Linked DNA regions of Mus musculus: region 2 is linked to region 1. The links are chromatin loops, found by intact Hi-C in ENCODE. Cell type or tissue: heart. All regions are shown on one strand. Links, peaks and the distances in the headings refer to the core of each region. The heading gives the core; the rest is flanking DNA.

What was found. Peaks named below come from ENCODE experiments on the same cell type or tissue, not always from the same donor. Only the 100,000 strongest peaks of a DNase experiment are listed, where the experiment ranks them.
Region 2: a loop joins it to region 1, with 4 times the contacts of the local background. A loop is called at or near these places in 4 of 42 quality-filtered maps.

What each region holds. Positions count from the first base shown.
Region 1 is chr7:6,723,906-6,733,954 of GRCm38, reverse strand. Peg3 (paternally expressed 3) reads left to right here and starts at 3,536. Exons shown (of 9, transcript NM_008817.2): 1 at 3,536-3,697; 2 at 7,381-7,465. It overlaps Usp29 (ubiquitin specific peptidase 29), which reads right to left and starts at 3,372. Exons shown (of 8, transcript NM_001360502.1): 1 at 2,653-3,372. In heart, for the core only: CTCF peaks have their summits at 4,696 (motif pointing left), 6,267 and 6,469; DNase peaks (open chromatin) are centred at 3,474, 4,404, 5,324, 6,074 and 1 weaker place; H3K4me3 peaks cover 4,641 bases; H3K27ac peaks cover 3,839 bases.
Region 2 is chr7:6,787,640-6,797,688 of GRCm38, reverse strand. The region is part of intron 2 of Usp29 (ubiquitin specific peptidase 29); the gene reads right to left. Among named protein-coding and RNA genes, the nearest start is that of Mir3099, 11 kb to the left of the region's middle. In heart, for the core only: no CTCF peak of the experiment used is centred there; no DNase peak of the experiment used is centred there; H3K27ac peaks cover 81 bases.

The DNA.
Region 1 (10,049 bases), core at 2,308-7,307:
AGAAATAACTGATAACAATGAATAGGAAAAATATTTCCTAAAGGCAAGTAGGACCTTTATAGGAGAAAAAAAATCATATTATCTTGTTCATATCTGTAGGATATGAAGAGAAGGCAGCACAGACCGTGGTCTGAGATGAAGGTGTTTGATAACACGGCGTTTGCTGCCTTATCTAAATCACTTTCCAGCCTTAATAAAACATGAACACAAATCTCGGGAGGATATTTCATCAAACTTGACAAACCCATTTGAAAAATTCATTTGGAAGCAACAAGGTGAGGAACATTGGGGAGCATTTAGAAAACCAGAGAGGAGCAGCCCTTCAAAAGTCAGCATCATAAAGCGCTATTAATGAACATGGTGTGTTGATACACAAAGGTGGGCAAGTAGACCAGTGGAACAAAGTAGAAGGTTCAGGAAGACACCCTGATACAGAAACATAAAGACATTAGAAATACAACAATACATTTTTTTAAATCCCTAAGACCTAGTATTTATTAGAATGTTAGAATCACCATTAACTTTCTTAGGGGCCAGTTTCTTCAGACATAAAAGCCAGAGATCCTAAGGAAAAAATTGTTGGATTTTATAGTACCAATGTCTGATGCTGTTTCAAGACATTGAGAGGCACCACGGTCCTTTGCATTTTGTTGACAGTATGGGGTCAGAAGGTAACTCAGACTAGGGGGGAAAAGATATTTTTTTTCTTTTTTCTTTGAAAGATCTTTGTGTGCCTTCAAAAATCGGTTCAGTGCAGTGTGGCGAGTATCAGAAGGAAGAGTTTAGAACAGAAAAAACTTTAGTAGGAAAACTGGGTGGAAATATATGGGATGAGGTTGGCGTGTGTTTTGGATATAGTGAGTAGGATATCCTGAGATGTAAGAAATACAAAATTGTGAGATTTTTGCCTATATCAACTGGTAATCTTTTTAGACATGAGGATAAAAGAAAAGGAAAAAAAAAAGGTGTTTGATACTCAGGATTGAACCCAGTGTCTCACGCATGCTAGGCAAGCACTGTACCAAATGAACTACAGCCACCCCAGCCATCTAACATGCTGTTTTAAGTGCTTTTGAGTTGTCTGCTAAATACATGAAGGGAGCATCTGCTGTTACGGGGATTGTTGAATATATTAGATTGGGATTGTATGGAGAGTTCTGTAACATAGGATTGGAATTTAGGATTTACTGGCGTGTGACTAGGCATTTAAACCTTGTGACTAGGTTAGGAAATAGGTGGCTACCTAGGGAGAGGTTGTGTAAGAACGGTGGTCACATTCTTCCATGAGAACATCCAGCTGCTTGGAAAGTGAGTCAAGGAAAAGTAAGCTAAGATAGGGGAAGAGGCCACGCATGTAGAGAACCATACAGTGTCACCTGAGATGAGAGACAATAGACAGGTTGTTGTTACTGTTGCATTTCAGATGTTCAATCTCATTGCCAGCTTAAGCATCAAGAGAGTTGGTGAAATTGTCATACAATTCCAGGGAAATGAAAGAGAAGTCTTCATGACACGTATATGAGCCAAAGACATGTAGTGAGGCTGTGGAGTGGGTGAAAAGAGACTGTGTACAGTTTGGAGCGATAGTAAGCATGGAAAATACTGAGGCAAAGGGGAGATCTTATCTCTGCGGGAGCTCTTACAGCCTACTGACTTCCCAGAGAGCTGATGAGCCAGGACCTAGAGATAAACTGGTTTTGCAAATAGAGAGGGTCCAGTCCTTTTGAGTATGTTAAATTAACACCCCCCAAAGACTTTAACAAGATTTTGGGGGGGGGGTGCCTCCAAAATCAATCACTGTGGGGGTCCTAAGCATAGGCATTGTTTAAACAGCTCTCCCGGGGAGCAGAATGAATAGTCAAAGACCTAAGCATAGTGTTACATTCACTTGCGCGGTATGCCTTGTTCATTCATGTTTTATGCTTATGAATCTGTGTGAGGTGAGAAACCCCATCTCAGGACTGGGGAATTAAAACTGCATACCCTATCCATAAACCCACCACTTCACTATCATCTAGCAAGCAAGCAAGCAAGCAAGCAAGCACGGCTAAGTCTTTCAGTATAAATATAAAACTGAATCCGAGGTATCAGATTAGCTATGCTCTTAGGTAAAATCGCTTTTAACCCATGGACCACGGTCTTGCATTTTTTCCTTTAAAATTAAAACAGTGCATTTTACGTGTCTAATAAAAAATACAACCCGGAGTTTTAGCAGACACACAAAAATACAATTTGTGGATTTACTGGAATTCAAATCTGTTCTGCAGAGTACATTCTTAGTCATAAGAAAAGATGCTCCGTAAATACCCCTGTAATTAGTCTTTCACACACCTGTGCTTATTCCCTTAAATTTCTTGGCAGTGAAATGGTTCCATCAATAGTACATTAACAAACTTTTAATAATTCATCGATTTTACTGCCAGGGAAGAAATACCATTTATCTGCCAAGGAAATTCATGGGCACAGAGAATAAAGCCAAAATCATCTTTCTGTAGTCTGTTCTCCCCTCCCCCATTCCTTTTCCTAGAGGTAACCAGTTAAAAATTTTTTTTTTGCAAATTGTTCCAGAAGCTTTGCCCACATTTGTATATTTTTTAACAAAGAAATAAATGAGAGAGAAAGAAAGAGAGAAAGAAAAAAAAAACCACTTACCATTTCGTTTCTACAAACTTCGGCAACGGGTTTTATTTCATTGGGATCTATTCCGATCCAGGTCCTTTATGGCAGCGATACCTCCGTTATTTTTCCTGGTGACATAGGAATGTCTTCTATCAGAGGCAGGCTTGGTAATCTACCTGCTTGCTCTCCTCGCAATTTCTTGCTATTCTATGCAGTGGATTCACGCAATGATGGTTGACCACATGCGATTCAGCGCGCTGCCATAAACCGCCTTCACCCGGTATCTCAGGTTGGCGTTTCGCTATGCAGACAGTCAGGTCAAGATTCTTCCAGCCATTTGCATTGTCCTGTGACTTGCGGTCTCTTTTGCCCCCTTTTTTGCTTTGCTTTTGTCCTTCCCTTGTTGGTTTCCAATAGCTCTTCGTTTATTAAGGAAATTAGCTTAGTGCTTGGGTGTTGCAGGCAGAAAAGTCCTTTCTTCCACCTTTATCGTTCGTGGTTAGACCTCAACGTATGTGTTTCTGTCTCGATTTTTCATGGTTTTTCTTTTTTCCCGATTTTAGACAAATATATGCTTGTCGTTTTTCCCTCTCTCTCTTCTCAGGTTTTGCATTGGGGCATCATTAGTAGGTATTTCTGATTCACCCCGATTTCTTTTGGGGGGGCTGCATCCCTTCACACCCACATCCCATCCCCCTTTTCCAGACTCTGCTTGGGGGCCCCTAACACTGACTCCGTTGACGTCAACTCCGTGCCTTGGCGCCAAGCTGTTGCCTTGACAACAGCAGTCTGATTGGCAGGGTGTGGGAGGCGTGGTGAGGGCCCAAAGCGGGGAATGGGGTCTTGGATTGGTTAGAGAGGAAGCTCCGCCTCTGCAGAGGACCCTGACAAGGAGGTGTCCCGCAGCCCTTGCTGCAGACGCTGGGGAGTCAGGAGTCGCGGGAGGACGAGCATCGGAGGAGAAGCGGAGAGATGTCCACCCTGGGCTGGTGGCGCCGCCGGGCGCCCGGTTCAGTGTGGGTGCACTAGACTGCCGACCCTGGTCGGGGTGTGTGCGTAGAGTGCTGTGCTCCGGGAGGTGAGTCAGCCGGCCACCTGGCTGCTCTGCAGCATGCACCCTCTTAGATACCGTCTGCAGAGTTCAGATGGTGTTTGGGGTGCGTTGCCGCGGGCCAGGGGCGGCAGACCATATCACGGCTCCCAAGGGTAACTGACAAGGCTGCAGACTGCGCCTTCGGGAAGGGGGAATCACCACGGAGCGGCCGTGTTGCCGCAGGGATGCCATTTAGGTGACAGGGATTTAAAGAGGTATTCTATAGGTCCAGGCCTCGGAGCCTCAGGGTCCCGCGATCTTAGGGTCTTAGGGCTTTAGGTGTGAACCACCCAGAATCCCGGGAGAATCCAGGCTCCCTGTCTCATCTGCGTGGCCAGCCACGCAGATGATGCAGAAGTCCTGTTACAAGACCACCACAGTGGACATCAGAGTGCCGTCTCTGAGCAACCTCTTCTGTGGTTTCATTTTCTTTGCTCAGCAAAGTCTAAGGGCTATGCGGTTAACCCGATCGCCAGGTCGTCTGGCTGGCAGGGTCTTCGCAATCTAGCCATCTACCGCTAAGCGCGGCACTGTTCTTGGGGGCGGGTCTTGTTTTGCCGCAGTGGCGGTGGGCGGGGCTGAGGGCAGCTTAGGGGCGGGACTAAAGCAGAAGCTGTGAGATACTTTTCGGCTCCACCCAGTTGGCGCCATCTTGGAGGGTGGAGACAGGTTTGCTGCACAGGCTTATCCTGATTGGCTGCCTATGGTGGGGGCGGGGCCATGGCGGACTCAGCAGGCCCAGCCCGCTTGGCGCCATCTTGAAATGACCGCGGATTTGCCGCGCAGGCGCCGCTTTAGCATCAGATAAAGAGACTAAAAGGCCGAAGTGGCTTGAGTCTATGGGGTGCTAGCTCCTCTGGCTCTTCCTTTGCTAGTTGGCAGTAAAGATGCACCCCAGTTGTCGGCTTATCTGACTGGCCGAGTGGCCTAGACCCTCACTCAGTCTTAGTTTGCCGCACGAATGCTGCCATCTCGCGGCCTTCCATTTAAAGGATGGAACGGCAGGCTCAAACAATCCATTTTTCTGTGGCTAGATTTTGGTTGCAGAGCCTCAAATTGACATCAAGTGACGGGTCTTTTGACCCTGGACTGTATCTGGCTCCATTTATGAGGAGCACTGTGGGGTTTATGAAGAGTTAAAAAGTGTCGCCCGGTTGTCTGGAGGGAGAGGCTATCGTCCTGAGTGACTGACAGACAACAGGACCTTGTTCACCTTTGCTGGTTATACCCGCGCCACAGACAGAAACTGTAATAGGTGCCATCATGAGTGACAGCCCAGATGGCTGCAGGAGGTGGGCTTTAGGGAGGGGTTATTATTCTGAATGACAAGGCCTCATAGCTCCGCCCATCCTGGCGCCATCTTTCCTGGCCAAGGGCGGGGCTTCGATGCTCTGCAGGTATCTTGAATGACAGCTGGACGGGCATGCTGCATAGAGGCGGGCTATAAGGAGGGGCTTTATAATCCTGAGTCACCACAAAGCCCCACCTACCCTGACGCCATCTTTGCTGGCTGATGGTGAAGAAGGGAGTGGCAGGGCGGGGCTATGAAGAGTGGCTGCTGATATAGTGAGGCACAATCTTGAATGACAGCCCATCCGGCTTCAGGGGGTGGGCCTGAGGGTGGGGCTCAGGCCTTGATTGACGTGGCCACACAGCTTTATGGGCCTGTGAAGTTCTCAGCGGGTGTCATCTTGAGTGACAGCTGGATGTGTTTGCGGCAAGAGGCGGGTCAGGAGGAGGGGCTCTCTGGTCTTGAGTGCTCACAGAGCCCCGCCCAATTTGGCGCCATCTTTGCCAGCAATAGCTGGCCGCGCTAACCTTTATGGTGCAGACGCCATCTTGAATGACAGGCTGGCTGGGGGTGGGATCTGAGGGAGGAGCTTTCTTGTCATGATTGATTGGAAACCAGTTCCACCCACCTTGGCGTCATCTGTTTGCCATACATGGTGTGTCTGAAGTGATCACTGAAGGTGCCATTTTGATTGACAGCTGGACTGGCTGGCTGCAAGAGGCAGGCTAGAGAGAGGATTTATGGTCCTGAGTGCTAAGCTGTCTTGCAAGGGGCAAGCCCTAGGAAGGGGTTATTATCCTGACTGATGGTACAACTCACCCCTGTCTATCCTTAGCGTCACCACTGTTGGCCATGGGGAGGCGGTGTCTGAAGTAAGGGTGTCATCTTGAATGACTGCAGGACTGGCCGGCTGAAAGAAGCTAGCCAAAGGGGTGTGGTCTCTCTCATTCAGAATGAGCAGGGAGCTCTGCCCACCTGACGCCATCTTTGCTGACGTTTCTGGTGCAGTAGCCATCTTGAATGACAGCTTGTTTTGCTGCAGAAGGAGGGCCAGAGGGCGGAGCTCTGATCTGGACTACAGAACCCTGCCCACCTGGGCGCCATCTTTACTTGTCATGGTTGGGGGTTGTTGTCTAGTGTTTTTTTGCACTGCTGTCACCTTGAGTAATAGCTGGAGTGGCCACTAGAGGCAGGCAAGAGGGAAGGAAAGAATCTCTGGTCCAAGGGACGATACAGCCCTGTTCACCATGGCATTATTTTTTATGTCTCTGTCATTTATGGCGCATGAGCAATCTTGAATGACAGCTGGGTTGGCTGCAGGGGCAGGGCCGAGGGAGGAGCTCTTTCTGAGTGACTGGGCCACAGAAGTCCGCCGGCCCTGTCGCTATCTTTGTTGGTCACAAGGGGGCGTCTGGTATTCATTCCGCCAGTGTCATTTTGAATGACAAGTGGGCTTGCTGCAGGAGGCGGCCCGAAGGAGGGGCTCTCTGGTACTGACTGCAGTACCCTCCTCCCTCTGGCGCCATCTTTGTTGGCCACAAGGGGGCATCTGGTATTATCTGTGCAGGTGTCATCTTGAATGACAACAGGACCTCGCTTCAGGATTCGATTCCTGATTGAACTGGTCCTCCACCTTCATTGGCGCCATCTTTGTTGGCCACAAGGGGGTGTCTGAATTTTTCACTGTGGATGTGTCACCTGCAGGCAGCAGGTCTGAAGAAGAGGCTGGCTTTTTATTAGTGACAGTTACAGAGCCCTGTTTCATCTTGGTAGTGGGACCTTAGGTGTTTTATCTTAGGTACTGGCAGATGTCAGGGGCTACAGTGCCTCCATCTTACATCCACACATAGGTGACTGGAGCCAATATTTTCATACGGGGGCACCAGAAGGGACTCACCCAATTGCCCAGCTCAGAATCCTGGGAAAGGGGTGTGGTTATGTGAATCACTGGCAACACCCAGAAGATTGTTAAAGCCACTAGAAGGCTACTTTGACTATCAGAGTATTTTAAGTCTCTCCCTGGTCATTTGTTTCCCTCTAGTTTTCACCTGCAATATGTTTCCTTGCACTTATAGGATAGGTGATGTCATATGGTTAATTAATAACCAGTTGGGTTCTTGGGTTCATTACTTAATCCAGAATCCCCTGAAGTTACCAAGAGACCCCAGGAAGGTCTTCAGTGCTCTTCATATAATTAGAGTCCAGGGTACATCATGTGTCTTGGGAATAATTGATTACCGAGGGCATTTTCTGGGTGGTATCCTGGACACATTTGATGTCTGCCTTTGTAGGGGGAAAAAAGTGGTTGCTTCCCACCCAAAGAACACTGTAATTGTGAAATAAATTGGGTGCTTCATGTTTTCTTTCTTCTCCATAGCCCTACCTTCTTGATCTTCTATCCTTTTTGGAGACAACTGGCAAGAGGAAGACTAGGTCCTCCAACAGCTAGGTGGCTGGTCCAGGTGAGTGATACACCTCAGAGTACCACACCCATCTTTGAAGTTTCCTCTTCTCTTCCTCACACTGACATTTTCGTGATGCACATATATGTTACACAACTACAAGAACACCATTTGTACTTTCTGAGAATATACATACCTGTCTGGTGGGTAATGAATTTGCTAGGATTTGTCCCCTTAGTCTTATTCCATCATTTCCAGTCTCCTATTTTTCCCCTGACACTCAGGTGCTCCTTCAGGCTTCCTGTTTGCCTTTTGTTGGGCAACTAAGAAGCAGGAGAAACTCTATTTACCTGCAACAACCTAGTATATGCTTTGTACCACATACCAGGGATACCATCTCAACTGAGAAAAGAAGTATTTTCATGGAGTATTATGGGAGAATTAAAATGTATAAAATACGATTGTATGGTTTATTTCCTTGAAAGTACACATTTGCATGGAGAAACTAACTTAATCTGGGAGAGACGCCTCCCTGAGGTACTTGGGAATCTTAAAGCTGAGCTCTGAAGGATTATAAATGGTATGTTTCATGGGGAGAATAAATTGGTCAGAGGGCTCAAAGATGTTCCTGAGGGATGCGGAGAGTGAAGCTGAAAACCCAGGATGCCTAGAACAAGAGAAGAGATGGATTACAACTGACTGAGGACAGAAAAGGTAAGTTTGAGGGCTTCATCATGATAGGCCTTAAAATCAATGGTAAGTATTTGGGCTTAACCGGAAGTACATGGGAAGCCACTGAGACGTTTGCATCACAAAAATGACATGAAGATCACGTGCACATTTGTAGAAATCATCTGGCTTCAAGGTGCAGAGGGCAGGGTAGGCACACCTGGTGTGGGGAGACCACCTTAAGTTTGGGTGAGAGGTGGTTTGGCTTAGAGCCCCAGCACTGGAAGACATGAAGGGGGCATGTTGGAGTATTGCCAAGGAGGGAGACCTCACAGAACTTGCTCCCTCTTTTACTAGTTTGCTGACTGATTCAGACCAGACATGATGAATCACATGATGAGGAGAAGTGAGCAGAATATCCAAATGTTGTCCATTTGTTCAATCCATCCGCAAGTGTTGATACTCAGCCTATTTGGGACAGACTCATGCCAGACTCTGGCACTTCAGAAGTGAGTGGTATAATCCCTACTGAATGAGAACTCCTGTTACCTGGAACGTAAGGAAATGTGCTTAGCAAACTAGCTGCCTATGCTTGTGGGGGAATGCTGCCTGGGGAGGGGCTGACATGGCAGAGTGGGCCCCTGGAGCTGGGTTGGTATTCTCCTGGCCCATATGAAGGCCCCAGTGATCCAGTCTGGTGTTCAAGCCTACAAAGACCTAGAGATCCCCTTTTTCTGAAGGATTCGTGTGTGTAGACCCACATTTTACAAAGCTCAGGGACTTCACTTGCATCTATACTGATGTGGGAACCGAAGCAAAGCACTGCTGTTCCCTCAAATCTGGTTCAGAAAAAATTTACAATGGGAGAGGACTATAGCAGGGACCCAAATACTAGAAAGTATGTGATCAGCAAATTCTTCTCCCTGTAGGCAAACCTACATGGGAAATGAAAGCATAATGAGGAGGTTGATGGGTGAGTATAAAATCAGAACCAAAAGGTGTAGAAGAACCTTGATAGCACTGACCTTCAAGATAGCCTAGTGCTAACACCTGGTTATAGTGATGTCATTGCTATGGCAATTAGAAGACCAGACTCCTTATTCATTGCCCCTGCTCGCCACCATCTCCATCCAGGCTAAGTCTGATTAGAGATCTTTTGCCTGTAGATGATTAGATTAGCCATGCATTGTGGCTTAAACTCCTGTGCCTCTATCCCCTAATATAAATAAGATCAGCTGGTCATTCAGATAAGATAAAATATGTCATGCTGGTCTGGAAGGCATTTTGTGTCTTTAAAGTAGCCGTGTCTTAGTGCTGATCATGAAACTGAACTCTTAGCTATTATTTCCTCTCTTTCTGAACTTTTGGGGAAATCCCTCAAGAATGGACAACAATAAAGAGATTTGGCTGCAGTGTGGTAAGTGCTAAGTTTATACTGAGTAGAAGAAGCCCAGGATGTTATAAAGATGACCTGAAAGTATTACTAGACCAGAGTGTAAAGGCCTTTACCTGAGTGTTAAGGTTACAGGTCATTCATTCCTTGCTCACATTCCCATGTAAGATTACCACCCTCACCCCCACCCCCCACAAAAAAAGATCCCACTGTCCCATATATATTCCTTTGTTGTTCTTGAGTGGACCAGGTTACACACTTAAACTTAGGGAGGTAAGACAAGAGTCCCAGTTAAAATATCTATGTCCTAGAGAAGCATCCACTTTTTAAGTTGTCCCACTATAAAGGCATATACCTTTGTTATAAGTATCCCAGCTGACCCTTCAGCATATGTGAGTTTGAGACCCACTACTAAGAGAAATCAGGCTGCAGTAGGTTCTTTTCAGAGTCAGATTTTGTGTAAGGGACACAGACTGATGACCCTGTCAGTGTTAGGGCACTTAAACTTGGAGGTGAGGTTAGGCGTGGGACTGGGACAACACTGGACTCCATGAACACACTGAAGTAGAGAATGCCGGTCTG
Region 2 (10,049 bases), core at 2,953-7,952, 63 kb before region 1:
GAGAGTTGAAGCAGGACGTGCCAGAAGCCTGTTATCACAGGCCTCTCTCCTCCCCTGGCTTGCCCCTTCAGTGACCCAGCCTTCTGCCTGGGAGTTGCTGCAGCTGTGACCAGGAGTCTGCCTGGGGAGCCCCACACCTGCAAAGTCAAGGCTGGCCACTCTCAGTCCTTAGCTCCTCTAATCTGTCAATTCCTCTCTTCCCAGAGACCTATCTTACTCCTGCCAAATGCACCCCACCTCTCCATCCATCCCTACCCTGCAGACAGCATGAAATTTGTAAAGGGAAACTGGACTTGAAAGTCTCCATTGCTTTGAGTTCAAGAAGATTCGTTTGAAAAGAAAACAGGAGGAGAAGGCTCAGTGGCTTAAGCACTTGCTGTGGAAGCCTGAGGACCAACATTCGGGTCCTCAGAAGTCATGGAAATCCTGCGTGGACATGGCTGATGGGCTGTAATTCCAGCTTTGGAAGGCTAAGCGAGGAAGCTTCCTCAGAGGAGCTGGTCAGAGAGACTAGCCACACTAGAAAGCTCTGGGTCTGATTGAGAGACCTGCCTCAATGGATAAGGGAAGAGAGTGATAAAGGGTGTCTCCTGGCATAAACTTGGACCTCTACATGCACATGTGCACACATGCACAAGCACCCCCACACACACACACACATACACATTCACACACACGTGCATGTAAACACAAGCACACTATACATGTATGAAAATACAAGATAAATAAGCTAATTATTATGTACAACATACATACACTAAGAACTTTTTTAAAAAGCTGAGCATAGTAGCTCACACTTATAACCCTAGCACTAGGGAAACTGAAGCAGGAGAATTGCCATGAATCCCAGGCTAACCTGGGACACAGAATGAGACCATGTTTCAAAAAGAAGCTGAAAAAGAAAAGGAAAAAATTCTTTAAAAATAAATTAAGTCCTAGACCAACAGTGGTTATTTTTGTTTTGTTTTGTTTTTTCACAGCAGCAAAATGAAGGCAAAGAATTCACCAAAATTGGTGGGGAAATATGGGCGTTGTGGGAGCTGAGCAAGGAGGGATGCGCCAAGGTAGCCTGAGTATGTCATGTCTTTTCAACTCTTGACTTGATGACTCTGCTAAAATAAATGCACATTTGCTCTGGATTAAAATGGACAGTTTGGTGCTGGGGGTGTAGTTCAGTTGGTGGACCACTGGCCTAACCTTCGCAAAGCCCTGGGTTTGACCTCCAGCACCAGATAAACTGAGTATACTGGTGGACATCTGTGACTCCAGCATCCTGGAGCTGGAGGCCAGAGGATCAGAAGGTTGGAGTCATCCTTGGCCAGCCTGAGCTACATGAGACCCTGGCTCAAAACATAAAAAGAAAAGAAAAGAAGAAGAGTTTGGAATAAAGGTATTCACACATGAGGCCAACTGGCTTGGAATAAAAAAGACTGAGCTAATTTTTTCTGGCCTGTTCTTCTACTGCATCATTTGGAATCTGTTAGTGCAATCCACTGGGGTCCCCCAGCACACACACAGTTGGTCCTGGGAGTTTGCTCTGGTCTCTTAATATATCTTTAAATGTCTCACTGGTTATGATAAGCTGGGAAGTCAAGGGAATATACATGGAGATAAATAAACATGAGATGAGATAGCAACCTTGTAGGAGGATTCCTCTTTAACAAAGAGCTACAGACTCTAAGCAGAACAGAGATGGAAGCTGTCAAATGGAATTATCTATTGGATTTTTTTTTAAGCAGCATGGGAATGTGGCTCAGTTGGTAAAGTGCTTGTCTAGCCCTCCCAAAGCTCTGGGTTTGATCCCCAGTACTACATAAACCAGACGCTGGTGGTACGTGACTGCCTCAGCCCTGGACATGTGAAGGCAGGAAGATCAGGAGTTGAAGGTCATTTTCAGCTATGGGGCAAGTTTGAGGCCAGCCTGGGCTACAAAGACCCTGTGTCAAAAATGAGATGAACTAAAACACATTAATAAAAAAACAAAACAAAACAAAACAAAACAAAACAAGCAACACATTTACCAGCTCCAATGTATTAGCTGTGTTTTCCCTGTCCATGCATTTGGAAAACAGAGAAACAGGACAAGATGTTTTCCTGTGAAAGGTTAGGGATATGCTGAGGGACTAGAAAGATGCTCAATAGTTAAGAGCTCATACTGTTCTTGCAAATGACCATAGTTCAGTTCCCAGTACCATTATTGGGTGGCTCACAACCTTCAGCTCGCCTTCTGGCCTCTGAGGGTACCTGTAGATGCCTGTACACAGACACAACACATACACATGATTTTATTTTTAAAGGTGTACAAAGTTTCATTTCAAAAGCAGAAGAAACAGCAGAGGACACTTTTTTTTTTTTAAAGTAGTAAATGAAAGTAGACTGGGAATAATAAAATTTCTATTTTTTTTTTTCACAAAATACAGGAAGAGAGAGTTGTCGGAACAATAAAATTACACAGTGAGGAAATAACTAAAGGGGGAGGGCGGAGACCATGCAAGTTGTTGGTGTGCAAACAGATGGTGTTTAAATCTCTTTGCTGGCAGTCAGAGGAGGTATCTAATGTGGAGCATGGTGGGCTGCACGTTTGAGTATATCATTCATTTGCCTCATGTCATTGTGATGGGGTATTGTTGGGATCCCAGCTTGTTCTTGGAGCCTGGGGTACATTCCATGGTGGTGATCTACTGTCAGAGGATCTGGCAACTGGACCTTCTTAAGAATCCAAATGCTGTTTCAATGCTCATCAACTTTCTAAACAAATTGAATTCAAATTCCATTCTTCCTTAGAAGCCATGGGAATGTCTGCTTTGCCCTTACTGTGAAATAGGTGACACACACACACACACACACACACACACACACACACACACAGACACGTATAAGAAGACTGGGGTATTTGTCTAGCATGCATGAAGCTCTGACTTCAGTACCTAGCACCCCACCCACTAGATGTGGTGTTGCTCATCCCTGATCCAACAACACTCCAGAGGTCAAGGGCATCCTTATCTATAAGCTTGTTTCAGGCCAGCCTAGGCTACAAGATACCTTGTCCCAAACAAAGATAAAACCATTGTAAAGCCAATACCCTCTGATCATCAGCTATACCCACAATACCAATGCAGAATCAATTCACTGAAAACCACTTTGGCAAGTGAGCACTTTTGCTGACTGTTAATTCACTAAGTGGCTCAAATACACAAGGTTCATTTAGGTGATTATTACAACAAAATAAATATGCATTATTTAACCCTTCTCAAACATTTACTATGATCCCATTTGCAAGGGGAGTTGGAGAACTCTGTCACTGGGATTGGCTCGACAGTTGAGTTTGATTTTGGTGTTCAGATTTGCATTGTCTGAGGCTACACATGTATAAATAATAGTTTGGTGTGCTCTAAGGGCTTTTTTAATCTTAAAAATAAAGACTTCTTAGTATTCTCACTCTCCTAGTTGTTGTTGTTGTTATTGTTGATATTATTATTATTCAACCCAAGGCAAGCCAGAGTTATTTTGGAAAAGGAAATCTCAACTGAGAAAATGCCTCCATTAGATTAGCCCGTAGGCAAAACTATAGAACAGTTTCTAGTTTGATCATTGATGTGGGAGGAGCCAGCATCATGGTGTGGGTGTTGCCATCCCTGGACAGGTGGTCCTGAATTGTGTAAGAAAGCAGGCTGAGCAAGTCACGAGGAGCAAGCCAGCAGCAGCATTCCTAGGCTTTAGTTCTTGCCTGCAGGCTTCTGCCTTGAGTTCCCGCCCTGACATCTGTCAGTGATGGATCTGGGAGCTGTAAAGTCAAATGAAGTCTGCCCACCCCCCAAGTTACTTTAGGTCATGTTGCTTATCACAGCAATAAAAAGCAAATGTGACCCCCACAGATGTATTCTGTAGGTCCTGGAAGTCATGGAAGGTGTAAGTCAGAACAATTCTATTGTCAGCCTCTTTTTGTCTTGTCTTTGAATTTCTCTGAAGTCATGAGCCTGTCATCCAGGATGATCCCACAAACATTTGAAAGCAAATTTGAAAAAAATCTGAGGAATGCCCCCATGACAGGAGTCACACCCAAACCTGAGGTGCCATCGACCTGAGTCTGTGAATCAGTTCCAAGCTTGAAAAGAACCTGCTGAAGCAAAACCAAAATCAATTTGCAGAAACAAAAACCAAAACATCGGAGGGAAAAAAATTAGCCTTGACATCCGTGAACATCATCCCATGTGGTCTGACCGGGCTGGATGGTTGTAAAGATTTAACGGCCATTAGTGTACAGCAAGTGCGTAATTTGGCAAATTGTCCATTTGGTAAACCCAGTTTCCAGCTGCTTCCAGCAGTCAGGCACACCATTTGATTGGAGATTCTTTGTGTGTGTGTGTGTGTGTGTGTGTGTGTGTGTGTGTGTGTGTGTGTGTGTTTCCCTCCTGTTGGTTTTGCTGGTGTGAGATTACTTATTTCCTGTGTTTTCATGGGACTATTTAACTTCCTTGGGTTGGAGTCTACCTTCTAGTATCTTCTGTAGGACTGGATTTGTGGATAGATATTGTTAAATTTGACTTTATCATGAAATGTCTTGTTTCCTCCCTTTATGGTAATTGAAAGTTTTCCTAGATATAGTAGTCTGGGCTAGTATCTATGGTTTCTTATAGTCTGCAGAACATCTGTTCAGGCCCTTCGGGCTCTTTGAGTCTCCACTCAGAAGTCAGGTGTGTGTTGCTCAGGAGTCCACACATGACTGTGTGCAGTTGCACAAACATTTGAGAAGACGGTATCAGATCCTCTGGTACTGGATCTACGAACAGCTATGAACCCTAGTGTGGGTGCTGGGAACCAAACCGAGGTCCTCTGCAAAATCAACAAGTGCTCTCAACCACTGAACCTTCTCTCTAGTTTCCTGGTTGAGCATGTCACTCTATCATCCTTCCTTTTCTGGGCAGACCATTGTATGTCCTATATCCTCCCCTTATCCCACCAGCGTTTAGAATGCTGTGATGGCTCCCATCTCAACCTAAAGCTAGTCCAGGTCAACTTATCACAGAGGTACCTGCCCGGGCATGTTTACTGTAGCACTGTTTGATCTCAAAGCATGGAACCAAGCAAGGTGTCTAACAATAGGGAAATGGATAAAGGGGAAATGTGGTGTATATACAGAATGAAAATTTAAAATGCTTTACACTTATCTATTATGTATGCACGTATATGCGTGTGCCACAGCACATGTGTGGATGTCAGAGGACATTCTTCCACGATGTGGGTCTCAGTCAATTGAGCTCAAGCCATCAGGCTTGTTGGCAAGTGCCTTTATCTTCTGAGCCATCTTGACAGCCAACACAATGGGTTTTTTTTTTTCAGCCACAAAGAAGAACATGGGAAAATAGACACAACTGGAGATAATCATATTAAGTGAATTAAGCCAACCTCAGAAAGACAAATGTTGTATGCTTTCTATCACTTTTGCTTCATAGAATTTTATATTAGATTGATAAAATCAGGAAGGCATGTATTATATGAAGTAGAAGAGGAGGCCCTGATGGGGGTGATAGAGGAACTGGAGGGCAACAGTATAGACAGGATATTCTCAAAATATAATATATACTTGCATGAAAACTTAAAAACAACAACAACAGAAAAGCTTTGTGCTCATGAGCTCACCTGCATAACACCTGCACAACGGAAAGCCAGGGAAAGTCTTAGCGTGAAGTAGGGAGAAGATCACAAGGCCCCACCCCTAATGAAGGCGCTATTGGCAGTTGACAGCTGCTGGGGGAAGGAAAACCTTTTTCTTATTTGGGAGTTTCCCATGCTCCAAGGGATTGCCTCACACCCTCGCACATATGGTCAGCACTAAATGCTTTTGAAAGAGCATAAGAAGTTGGGAGGGGGATGGGGGGTAGAAGGGAAGTTAGAGGGAGAAGTGGGGAGTGGATATGATCATATTTCACTGCATGTGTGTATGAAATTCTCAAAGAATAAAACTTGTAACGGCGAATAGCTAAAAGTAAATAGTGGAATGCACCAGGCAGAAGAATATATTGTGGATTTCCCTGTGTCTTGTTTTGAAATATATACGATGTCTGTAATATTAATCATAAAGTTTTCATCCTTAAAAAAAATAACTTCGGTGTTGGAAAGATGGCTCAGAGCCACCTATAAAACTCAAAGAAACTCATGTTGAGCAGCTCACAGTTGAGTGTAACTTCAGCTCCAGAGTACCCAACAGCCCTTGCTGGCCCCTCAGGCAACTGCACTCAGCTACACACATACACCCATAGTCATACACACAGGTATATATAATGAAAAATAAAATAAGTGTTTTGGTTTCTTTTTAAAGAAGAAACTTTAAGTAGAAATCAAAGGTTTTCCTAACTCTGAGTTCTCTGAGTGACTGCCCCTCTCTTTGCATCATTAGAGGCGAAATCTTTCCAAAGCATCTTTCTACTTCTGCTTTCCCAACCTACCATCCATTCTCTCCTGAGCTCACTTGTACCAGGCTCTACCTGGTACAAGTAGCTGTCACCTACTTCTCAGTTCTTAATCTAACCGAACCGGTTCCTTTTTAAGACTCATTTAGTGTGCCTGTGAGTGTGTGTGCCCATGTCCATGAGTGCATGTGTCACAATGATTCTATGGTGGTCAGAGGACAGTTCTGTCCTTCCAACCTGCAGGTCTCAGGATTTGAACCCAGGTAATGAGGCATGGCAGCAAGCATCTTTACCACTGAGCCATCTCAACAGTACCCTGCTCCAGTTTAAGGATCACCCTTAAGTACTCAGTCTCTAACTTCCTGATGTGTTCTCTTACTTGATTCCTGCCCTGAGCCATATATATGGGTTTCTTTTGTGCTATTGAGCGTATCTCCTGCTTCTTCAACGTGCTTCTTTCAACCACTCCCCAGCCCATGAGGCTCAGTACAAGCCATTATCTCATTACTCACCCTAACCCTTATGTATTAATGATACCATGTATTGTTGCATTACATTCTATTATCTTTATTCTATGCTTTCTGCTCCTCTCACTACTTTACTTTATATACATTATCCATATATACATGTATACACACACACACGTATATGCATTTATTGGTCTATTTTCTCTCTGCTCTAGAAGCTTTGTAGGGATGGGAACTATTGTTCTAGCACAATTTCTTTTGTGTATGTGGTTTTGTTCATGTGTGTGCAGCTGCATATGTGTGTGCACATGTGTGTTTGGAAGACAGAGTTCAACCTTGGATTCAGGAACCGTCCACTTCGTTTTAAGGGTCAGGGCCTCTCACTGGCCTTGTGCTTGCTGGTATTATAAACTGGATGGCCAATAAGCCCCAGGGATCTGCCTGTCTCCTCTTCCCCAGCTTGTGATTACAAGCATGCAGCCCAACAGCAGCTTTACTGATGGAACTGTCTCCCAGACTTCTCTAACAATTTTCATCCAAACATTCAGAATGGCATTGGGTGCATAGGAAATGACCCATAAATGTTCATTAAACAAATGAAACTAAGTAACCCAAGTGCATGGATCTCTCGAAACTCGTGATGGTTTTATTAAATTAATTACTTTATTATTATAAATTAAAAATTAATTTACTAAATTAAAAATTGAGAAGTTTTAAAACTTTATTCATTTGGAGATTCATCCCTCAGTCAATTGGAAACTATGAGACACACCCCCCCCCAAATAATTCTACAAGAAGTTCCAGCTGAGCACCAAGGTACAGCAGCTAACACATGCTGATTCCATTGTCATCTAATGTATAACAAGGACCTTTCCAAGCCATGCCACTGTAGCCAGTCCCAGTTGGGCAGGGGGAATTCCACATACAAGAGGTCACAACTCTCGGGAAATGTAGAGAGGACTGGCCTGGAATCCAGAAGACAGGTAATAAAGAATGATTGACGGCATCCATCAAGGAGACAGAAAAATGCCTGCTTCTGCTACTTCTGAGATGGTACACGGTTATAATACCACAGGTATCCTGAGAGTGACTGGAGGCAAGGCTAGACCAGTCTCTAGATAGCAAAAGGGATGTAGACCTAAAAAGAGAGTGATTGGGTGGTAAGATGAAGAACACTGTAAGGACACTATGACTTTGAAGGAATGTTATCAGCATGGAAGGCAGTGTGAAGGGTGAAGGGTCACTGAGAGTATTGTAGTATAGGAGTAAAGGGAACATAATTTGTGTGTGTGTATGGGGGGTAGTGTGTGTGTGTGTGTGTGTGTGTGTGTGTGTGTGTGTGAGAGAGAGAGAGAGAGAGAGTATGTGTGTGTGTGATTGAACTCACATCACTAGGCCTATGTGGAGTGCACCTTTAAATTCTCGATGTCCCAAAACATACAGTAATAAACAAACAAACAAACAAACAAATGTTTCAGGTCTTATTAAATAGCTCTGAATAGCACCTCAAGGTTGAGTTATCATGCTTATTTGAATTTGTCAGTCCATACCTTAAAACTCAGCTACAAACAAAGGCCTCCCTGCTTCCTGGAATCTTGCTACAAACCCTAAAAGCAGATATTGGAATAAACAAGAACTGACCCAAAGAGACTTGTTGAGGTCTCAAAGAAAAAGAACGACTGACATTTGAAAATCAGCAGGAATGCAAGTATAAACTATCACGTTTTACTCATTTTATGTACGGCAATTTTTTTCCATGTCTATCTATCATCTTTCTACCTATCAGTTATAATCTACCTATCAATCATATCTATCTATCTATCTATCTATCTATCTATCTATCTATCTATCTATCTATCTAAAAGAAGAAGAGAACTGGAAAGATGACTCTGTGGGTAAAGGCTTGCCACACAAGCCCAACGACCTGAGTTTGATTCCCAGAACCCACATAAAGGTGGAAGGAGAAACTCAAGTCCATGAATTGGCCTCTGAGACTCACACACTCAGCACAACCCTCTCTCTCTCTCACATACACACATACATGAAAAATTTAAAACAACGAAAAGAAAAACAGGTTTTTTGTTTTGTTTTTTGTTTGTTTGTTTTTTTAAAAAGAGGTAAATGTCTATCAGTTAAAAGACAAAACCAAATACTATTTTGAAAGCCATTCTTTGTGACTAAACACCAGTAGGGGGAAAAAAAAGAACTTTTTCTTTTTTCCTTTTATGGAATAAAAGAGGGGTATATAAATTAGCTTAAAGTCATCAGGCCTAGCACATGAGAAAAAATAAAAACCCTCAAATACTGGTTTATGTCACTTTTTTTTTTAAGTCAAGAAAAAGAAAACAAGGTTGTCAGAACTGAAAATTAGAGAAAGAAAACAGGTCCTGGGAAATAAGCACACAACAGATGGCGTGCTTAAATCTATTTACCATCAGGAAGTGGATGCCTCCCAAATACTGACCACATGGCCCCAAGGCTCCAAGGACTCTCTCCCTTTGCCTAATTGTGCGGCAATGTATATATTTCTTGGAATCAACCTGGCTTTTCTGCCTGATGGAAAAAAATCCCATGGTGGGTTGATGAGCTTGAGTGTGTCTCTGGAAACTGGGCCATGTGTTAAAAATCAAGCTATTTTGTCTTGTTTGGGGCCAACTTTCCAATCCACCCACCCTTCACTGGAGTTCATTCCCCTCCACTTGGGAGATGTGTGATGTTCAGGACTTGCTTTTCTCAGAGTCCCCATCTTGTGATTGATAGAATGTGTGTGTGGGATGTCTATGATAGGTATTGGGGAGAAGTCCAATGTATGCGGTAACTCCTATGGTACTGTGGAATAGACACATAACGAAATGCCTATTCTCCAGAGGGGTGGAAGGGAGAGAGACCTGACAGAGTCTAGCTTGGGAACCCAATGTACTTATATTATTTTATTCTGCATGAATGTGTGCACATGCATACATGTACATGCTAGAGATTGGCATCCGGAGTCTTCCTCCATCAGTCTCTACTGTATTCATTGAGGTGGAGTCTCATATTCTCTCCTTCTCTCTCCCTCTCCCCACCCCCCCTCTTTCAGTTGGACTTGGAGTTCTTTAAGCCAGCTAGTTCTGGAGATCTCATCACTGTCTTTGGGGTGTTAGAATTATAGGTGGGCAGCCATACTCAAAAC